Regions from separate parts of the Mus musculus genome. Here region 2 is linked to region 1. Evidence: chromatin contacts called from ENCODE Hi-C or POLR2A ChIA-PET data. All regions are on one chromosome and are shown on one strand. Each heading gives the region's core, a stretch centred on a gene start or an enhancer-like site at or near the end of the contact. The rest is flanking DNA. Distances are from core to core; before and after follow the strand shown. Region 1 overlaps Ebf1 (early B cell factor 1). Region 2 overlaps Ebf1 (early B cell factor 1).

Region 1 (3,950 bases), core at 75-2,574:
ATGTTGCCCGCTCCCCAGCCCCAGCCCCCGGCCGCCCCAAAGCTGAAGGAGAGAGTGTGCCAAAGAACAAAAGGCAAACTATAAGAGGACTTTACTGATGTAGAAGCTGACCTGTCCAGGTTTGAGAGGAGACAGACTAACCTCTCTCTCTCTCTCTCTCTCTCTCTTGATGACTTGGTCTCTTTACTCTGTAGCTAAATATCTCCACCGAAGAGGCTCCCAAGACTCTGATACGTGTGTGTGTGTGTGTGTGTGTGTGTGTGTGTGTGTGATCTTTAGGCTTCCAGAAACACCTCACTTTCTCCCCCTCCCCCGTCCCCCGCCCCAATGCGGGCATTGGGAGAGCAATGCCATCTGAGGAGTGGGGGCTGTGAGCCCAAAGCACACCTACCCCTTTCTTTTGGGCACCCACCTGAGCTACAAATGAATGCAAGAAACTTAGAACTGCCTTTAACCAAAACCATTTATAATTTAATTGGTGTTATTACCACCATCTATTCATTTTGGAACAAATTGTCCCAAGAGCAATGATTCTGGAAGTTTTTGCTTTGGGAAAAAAATGGTGAACTCACTGGGTTCCTTGGTCATTTTTTTTTTTCCTTAAAAATTTTATGCATTGTTAGGGAAGAAAAGTCTAGTCTAACTCACAAATGCATCCTTATTCTCATGTATATTTGATACTGGCCCCAGTCTAATCTGATAAAGTGCACTTTGCCTGTGGTGTCTTACAATAAGCCGGCTGCATTAGTGCCGGGAAAAATCAATACCGATTTATAATTTACCATCGCAAAAACCTATCACTTTTTATGACCCTCCATCCTGGCTCATTAATATTACATTAAAACACACACACCCACTGAAACAGGGGGGAACTGTAGCTTGTCAGGCTTCCAGCCACTAAAAAAAAAAAAAAAAAAAAAAAAAACCAAAACAAACAAACAAACAAACAAAAAAACAAAAAACCCTTTAATTGGGCTTAGTTTGGAAATCCAGATAGAGATTTTTTTTTTCTCTATTTGTTTTATTTTTAATGTAGGGATGTTGCCTAGCATGGATTTTTAAGATGCACAAATACCTATACATTTCTCTGAAGAGCATATCAGAATTTCTGACACATGTTTTCCTATAGTTCTTATGATAATAACCGGTCCTTATAGCATCCTCAGCTCTTCTCCAGCCTCCAGGGTCTTCCCTTTCCTCCCGTGTGTGCCAGTGTGGAACTGGCTTCTTTCTGTACACAGCAGCCTTCTGGCCAAGCTGGTCTTTTTCTTATCTTTGTGGTTGTCACAGTTGGTATTTACTCCACATCCCCCTCCCTGCCCCCAACCCTTGGCTCAGATCACGGAGGAGCTAAATGCCACCCTTTGCATTGTCTGCCTCCCAGAGAAAGGATGAGGATTTTATTTTCCTTCCACACTGGCTGGAGAAAATTCCTCTGACCTGGCTCTGTAACTGAGCCATTCATAGTCCCTACTGTTCCCCGGCAGAGAACACCAGACTCTGTAGGTGAGAATGTGTGCATGTGTGCACATGTGTGTGTGTGTGCATGCATGCCTCTCTTTAATTCTTTCACCTTAAAGAAATCCTAAAAGAAAAAATTAAACAATAGTATTTCCTTGATCAACTTTATTAAGCTATTAAGCAGTTTTGACCTCGTGGGTTTTTAGACTTAAAAGTCCTATCCAAATTCTTTCCAGATAATGTAAAAAAAGAAAAAAAATGATGTCATTGTTTATGTTGGCAGTGGTGACAAGCTCTATTTATTCCATGCTATTCAAATAGTTTCCAGGGAATTTTTCCGGTTTTTTTTTTTTTTAAATAAAATCACAAAAATCCAACCTTCCGACTCACTTGCCCCTTTCCCTGGCTGACTTAAAGGGGAAGGGTTTCTTGTCTCAGAGAGGGAAGTGGGAAGCAGCAACAAATAAATAAAAAGTCAGGAACGGGGAATTCATTGTGTTCTCAAGTGTGCAGTGGATCCACACCACGCAGCGAATGCATGTCGTGATTGGGTTTTTAAAAGACGTCCGACTCGCCCCTGACTGACAGGGCCTATTGATTTTTTAGGTTTCTGCCGTCATCGGTTTCCAGCCTCACAGCGGCCGCATGTCGGGGGTCAGGGCGCACCGGGGCGCAGTGAGCCAGCCCTCGCCACTTCCCAAAGTGAAGGGCTGCTGAAAGAAAATCAATCATGTCATAAGTGAGAAGCATCAAAAATTTTCTCTCTGTACGGCCAAGGCCCATCAGCCTGTCTTCGCTCAGTAGCTAAGGTTAGGCATCTGTCAAGTCAGACTAGGTGAAAAGTATTAGAGATGCCAGTTAACCCATGGCTGGACTGTAGACGGGTGCGAGGCTGGTCTCTTCCCTTTGTCTGACCATCTGGATTGACAAGGTTGGCAGTTTTGCTTGATTTTGGAGCTGGAATCACCCATTTCCCCTCCCAGTAGCTTCTGTCTACACTTCACTCTCCTCCACAAGGCAAAAAGGACAGGGCCCCAGACGCTGTTGGCTTGTAACTTTAACTATAGACTCAGTGGATTTGTTCCCTCTGGTCTCGACACTGGGCATTTTAGGTTCTTCTAATATGAAAGTGTGTTTTGATTCTATGTGTTTATCTGTGTGTTTATGTGTGTGTGCACATGTGTGTGTACCGTGACATGTGTTCAGGTCAGAAGACAATTTTCAGGAGTCAGTTCTCTTCTTCCACCATGTGACTTTCAGGGATCAAACTCAGGTCCCCCAGCTTGGTGACAAAGTACTTCTAAGTCAAGCCATCTCTCTGGCCCTACTCACTATTTTATAAGCCTGCATTCTTTAGTGCTTCTAGCAGTGTTCACCATGGGAAAAGAGGCCTGTATTAGGATTTGTCTCAGAGCTGCAGGAGCACAACACAGATTGCTTCTTCATCTCAGTGACAGAATTTATGTGTGTGGCAAAATCCACTTCCAGCTTACTTCTTCTGGCTTCCAAATGCACATTCTTTAGTGCTTATAAACATTAAATTGTCTATAGGAAAAGAGCCTGATAAAGATACGGAAGAAGAAATTGAGAGAAAGTCATTTTCCTTTGGGGCTTTGGCTATTAGGTGGTTCCCTGTGCCCCAGTGGATGAGCCAGTAGAGAATCATATGGGCAGGACTAATTGGGCTCAATGGAAAGAAAGAAAGAAAAAAAGAAAGAAAGAAAGAAAACAAGAAAGAAAGAAAGAAAGAAAGAAAGAAAACAAGAAAGAAAGAAAGAAAACAAGAAAGCAAGAAAGTGTTGGAAGTATGATAAATACATAAATAAATGTGATGGGGACTGTTAAGGGGAATAGATGGTAGATAAGAAAAATTTAAATTATAAAACAAATGAAGTGTTTGAATATATATGCATATATACATATATCTTCATCCATATATATAAAATGTCATCTATCTATCTATCTATCTATCTATCTATCTATCTATCTATCTATCTATCTAGAGTGCTATGAATGGAGATCATGCATGCATCCATTGAGAGAGCTTGGTTTCTGGCAGATCTGCCACATAACTTCTACGGTACATGTTCTATAAACACACATTGCTCTGTGCTAGGTGGAATTTATCTTTATGTGCTCATTATGAGGAAAGAGGCCTATCTGAATCCTCTATAAAGGAAAAGTTCCTTTTGGAGACCACTACAAAGTCACAGAGTGTATTCCCCCTAAACAAAGCCAACTCTTTACTGCTCTTTTCATATCGTGTTTTGGAACACACAGGACATAGATACATTTATCTGAAATAAATGGGATGGTCTATAGTGGAACTCTTGTCTGCTACTATGCTGATAGATTTGCATGGATAGGATTCTGCATTTCTTCCTGTATAACCCATTGAGGGAAACATATCTTTTCCATTCTCAGGGGGAAAAAAATAAGAAAGAAATATGCTATTCATTTCAAAACACCTTGTGATAGTTTTTAGGCTT
Region 2 (4,081 bases), core at 307-2,806, 75 kb before region 1:
GCCCGGGGCTGCTGTCAGAGGTAAGCAGCCTTCTTAGCAGGGTCTCAGGAACCACTGAGGAGATAGCTAACTTCCCCTCTTGTGCCCCCCAAACAATTATCCCTCCCTCAGGCTTCTCCTGAAGGCTTGTCCCCTTAAACTCCTAGGGAGAAGGATGTGTTTCGATAGTAATTCCAGCCAGGCATAGTTGACAGAGGTAGGAGCTTGCAGAAATCCACTGGAGAGTTAGGGAGAAGTATAAAGGTGTTTACAAGGACATCTCATTGTGGCTGGGATTTAGGGAAGCCCTTTACTAAACACTGAACCCAGGAGCTGCAGACTGAGTCTCTGGGAGACTCATTTGATGGGGCAATCCTGCCTTTAACACAGGCTCTGTTACCAAGTTTCACAGGTGTGTTTGCACATTGGCTGTTTTTCTCTATCTTTCAGAATTAGGAGTCCCACAGTCGGTTTCTTTTCTACATTTAACTCTTTTATTTATCCTCCTCTCCAAAATTAGGACACGTGCTGAAATGCCTGTATTGGCATGCTGTCTCTCTTATTTTGGGGAAAGTTTTTCTTATGTATTTCTTCCCGTTTAGTGACCTCTAAATATAATTTACTCTTGTTACTTTACTCTGTTTCCTAGCCTAGTTCTTAAAAAAAACAAAACAAAACAAAACAAAACAAAAAAAACCTATTCCTCATATATGCTTCTAAAGTCAGTCTCTCCCCAGTATTTTTATTTTGTTACAATACATGTGTCTTTTGAAACAAATGTAGCAAGTTTCCCAAAAAAGTTCACAGCAGTGCTCTGTCTTTTTATGGGCAAGTATAGCTTGAGCCAGTGTGGGTAGGTGTCGTTCACATCTGTGGAAATACATGATTGTGGCATGACTTTTGTATTTTGGATAAAGCCAAAGAGTGCATTTTAGGACTAAGGTTGAGGGTGGGCAAAGTTATACATGGTGGGTTACAAAACAAAAAGACATGTAAGTTGAATGGGGATTTATTTCGAAGAAGAGAATGGTGGGTGGGTTAGCCAGAGCAGAGGGACTTCTGTGAGCAGACTCTGTTAGATACATGTGTGAAAGTGTCCAAAACTAAATGAACGTAAAAACTAAGTCCACGTAATCAACAAATATGTAAACTATATCTGTGAGAGCATCCTATTAATAAATTGGATGGAAATGTAAAAGCACGATTAATGGAAGATAGAGATGGTTTGTCTCCATAGAGGAAACAAAACAAAACAAAACAAAACATGAGATAAACCGAACATGGACAAACTGCTTGTGTTGGGCTGTGAATGTAACTACTGCAGCTCAGATCTGCAGGGATGGAGGCCCCAGGAGCAGGAACACCCCTTTTCTCACCCCCCTGCTCCATGACTCTCAGTAGTGGCTTTGTGGGACCTCATGAATTACTTCTTACAGTTGAGGCTCTTTGGTGCCGAGTGCGCTGTGGGCAGCGGAGCCCAGAGCCGGGCAGTCGGTGTTTGTGCTGTTGTTAGCGACACGTAGCGAGTTCCTCCTGAACGGAAAGGCCCCGGCTCCAGTTTGTCGCCAGTGAAAGCGGAGTCGCACAGCAAATGTGGAGCTGAGCCGAGCAGCCTGGGGGTGGGGGACTAGCCTGCAAAGGGGAGGGGCCCAGCGCCACCGGGTATTTGTTTAGAGGTGGGGATGGGCAGAGTAATAGAGGTTAGGGCGCACGCAAAGAAAACAGCTGGAGGGGAGCTAGGAACCCATGCTATGACTGACCTCCTAAATGCCACCCCCAACCAATTACATCTCACTACTGGTTGGAATATTTGCAGGAAAAAAAAAAAGGTACCCTTTGTAGTGTGGTTTTCTTTCCCAGGATATCCTGAGCCTGTCTCTGGGTGGGTTTTTCCGTGGGTGAGTTGGTTAGGAGATATCTCCTATGCCTTTAAGAGGTAAAAACACGTACAAATGCAAATGCAGAGACTTTAACACTTCCCCCCCTTCCTAACATTCATATAATTGCTGTTAAGCCACATTGAAAACCCTGGGGCCCGGTGTTCACCAGGGTAAAGTTACATTTCACAAGCAGAAAATTGACTCACCACTTAGGAAAATTGGCTACCAATTATGTGTCAAAGGCTCTAAAGTCAGAGCTCAGAATTTTCTTTTTGCTAGAATGTGGTATTAAAAAGGGCACAGACAAGCCAGCCCTGGCCCCTGTGCCCTCTCGGGACCTGTGGGACCTGCTGACTTTCCTTGCAAGGTTTCTGGGCCCCAGCAAGGAAGAAGGGATCCTGACCCCTAACCCAGGGCCAAACCCAACAGCCGGAAGATGTCACTAGTTAGAAGTGAACACACACACACACACACACACACACACACACACACACACCTGTTAAAATGATGCCCCTGGCTCCTTGTGAGAGGCCTCTCTTAGCCTGGCACTGTCCAGACGCCTTTGGCTGTAATTGAGGCTCATTAGGCCAAGAGAAGAGAGGGAAAAGAGAGGGCATCTGAGGGCCACACTGTCAGGGGACATTTGCTGCCTCTACTGACAGGGTCACAATGTGTCCACACCATGTGCAGGGCTACTTCTAGAGACTCGTTGGTTCCTTTTGTTGAGGGATCAGTTCCTATCCAAATCCCAGGCAAGAGACAGGGGAAGGGACAGAGAGAGGGGCATGGAGGAATAGATGGAGGGAGGGGTGGGATGGGATGGGGGAGACCTAAAGGAGAAAAGAGAGACAGATACAAATCCACAGAGATTTGTAGAGTCAGAGCAATGGAGAGAGCAAGAGAGAGGAGTGGAAGGGAGGGATGAGAGGAAGGGAGAGAGGGAGGGAAGGAGAGAGGGAGGGAAAGAGAGAGAAGAGATTGGAAGAGAGAGAGAAGATAGGAGCAGGGTGGAAGGGAGCTTGCAGACTCTGAAGGGTGAGAGAATATTTTTATGTAACCCCCACCACCTCTCCCTTTTCTCCTGCATCCGCTTTCTTGACAAAGTATGGGCTTTCTTCCCAGGCCTGTTTTCTGTTCCTGTCACAGCGCCTTCACCCCTGGCTTTATTTTTAATGCCTAGATATTAAGCCTTATTTATTGCTTCACATTCTGCCTCTAGAGGGAGAGAAAGAGAACGCATCAGGACATGGCAAACTGGGGAAATCTGCTGGGCTGTATGGGAGAAAGTTTTTCAGGACAGCCAGGATGTCAAATCATATTGGCGATTACCCCAGATAAGCCTCCCTCCTAACAACAGGATGCAATATTTAGTGGTTTGAGTGAGAAAAACCAGCCTCATTTTGCCTTCTGGGAAATCTTCTGCTAGCTATTTCTGTTCAATTCTTAACTTTGGACAATTTCCAGAGTTCTCCAGAACCAACTACCTTAAATCTTCTTTTCTTTCTGATTTCCCTTTTCTCTTTTTCTCTTCCTTCCTTCCTTCCTTCCTTCCTTCCTTCCTTCCTTCCTTCCTTCCTTCCTCCCTTCCTCCCTTCCTCCCTTCCTCCCTCCCTCCCTCCCTCCCTCCCTCCCTCCCTCCCTCCCTCCCCCTCTCCCTTTCTTCCTTCCTTCCCTCCCTCCCTCCCCCTTTCTTTCTCTCTTCCTTCCTTCCTTCCTTCCTTCCTTCCTTCCTTCCTTCCTTCCTTCCTTCCTTCTTTGTCTCTTTCCTTCTTTCTTTTTGGCTTTCTTGCTTTTTTTTTTTTTTTTTTGACAGAGAAGGTTGTTTTGTCTAAGGGATGGCATTTTGGGGCTTGAGTTTCTAATATCTGATTTCAGCTTTGTTCTGGCATTTTGGCTGGAGTCAAGGGAAGAAAGCATCCACAATTCGCTCAATGTTTCATTCACTCTGGAGTCTTTATTGGGCTAAAGACTTGGTGTTTCCGCTTATTTGCCAGGACGCAGAGGTATGTTTTTCTGATCACAACATAAACACCTTGATTGGCTTTTGCCCTCCTCTGAGCGATATCTCCCTGTGCATCTGAAAGATATTTTTTTTGTCAGTTTTGAGGATCTCACAGGCTCCCTCAAGTGCCGCTTAATTAGAGGTCTTCTATCCACTAAGTATTTTCTTAAATGTATAATTGATTGTGCAAGGAAGGAAGAGCGGCAGGAGAGGAAATCAT

The links. Hi-C counts contacts between places; a loop is a spot of excess contacts on that map. ChIA-PET counts read pairs that join two places held with the same protein, here RNA polymerase II (POLR2A).
Region 2: a map of heart shows a loop between it and region 1 (2.0-fold over the local background). The contact joins two enhancer-like sites. A Hi-C loop is called at or near these places in 1 of 37 maps with a recorded cell type or tissue (heart). POLR2A ChIA-PET finds 5 or more read pairs at or near these places in 1 of 5 experiments (embryonic stem cell).

Annotation. Positions count from the first base shown.
Region 1 is chr11:44,739,101-44,743,050 of GRCm38, forward strand. All of the region lies in intron 6 of Ebf1 (early B cell factor 1), which reads left to right. Among named protein-coding and RNA genes, the nearest start is that of Ebf1, 120 kb to the left of the region's middle. Within about 2 kb of position 1,325, at least 2 of the 3 ENCODE cell types and tissues checked have a DNase peak (open chromatin) inside an H3K27ac peak, as active enhancers do; they include heart, where a contact is called at or near this core.
Region 2 is chr11:44,663,892-44,667,972 of GRCm38, forward strand. The region is part of intron 6 of Ebf1 (early B cell factor 1); the gene reads left to right. Among named protein-coding and RNA genes, the nearest start is that of Ebf1, 48 kb to the left of the region's middle. Within about 2 kb of position 1,557, at least 3 of the 3 ENCODE cell types and tissues checked have a DNase peak (open chromatin) inside an H3K27ac peak, as active enhancers do; they include heart, where a contact is called at or near this core.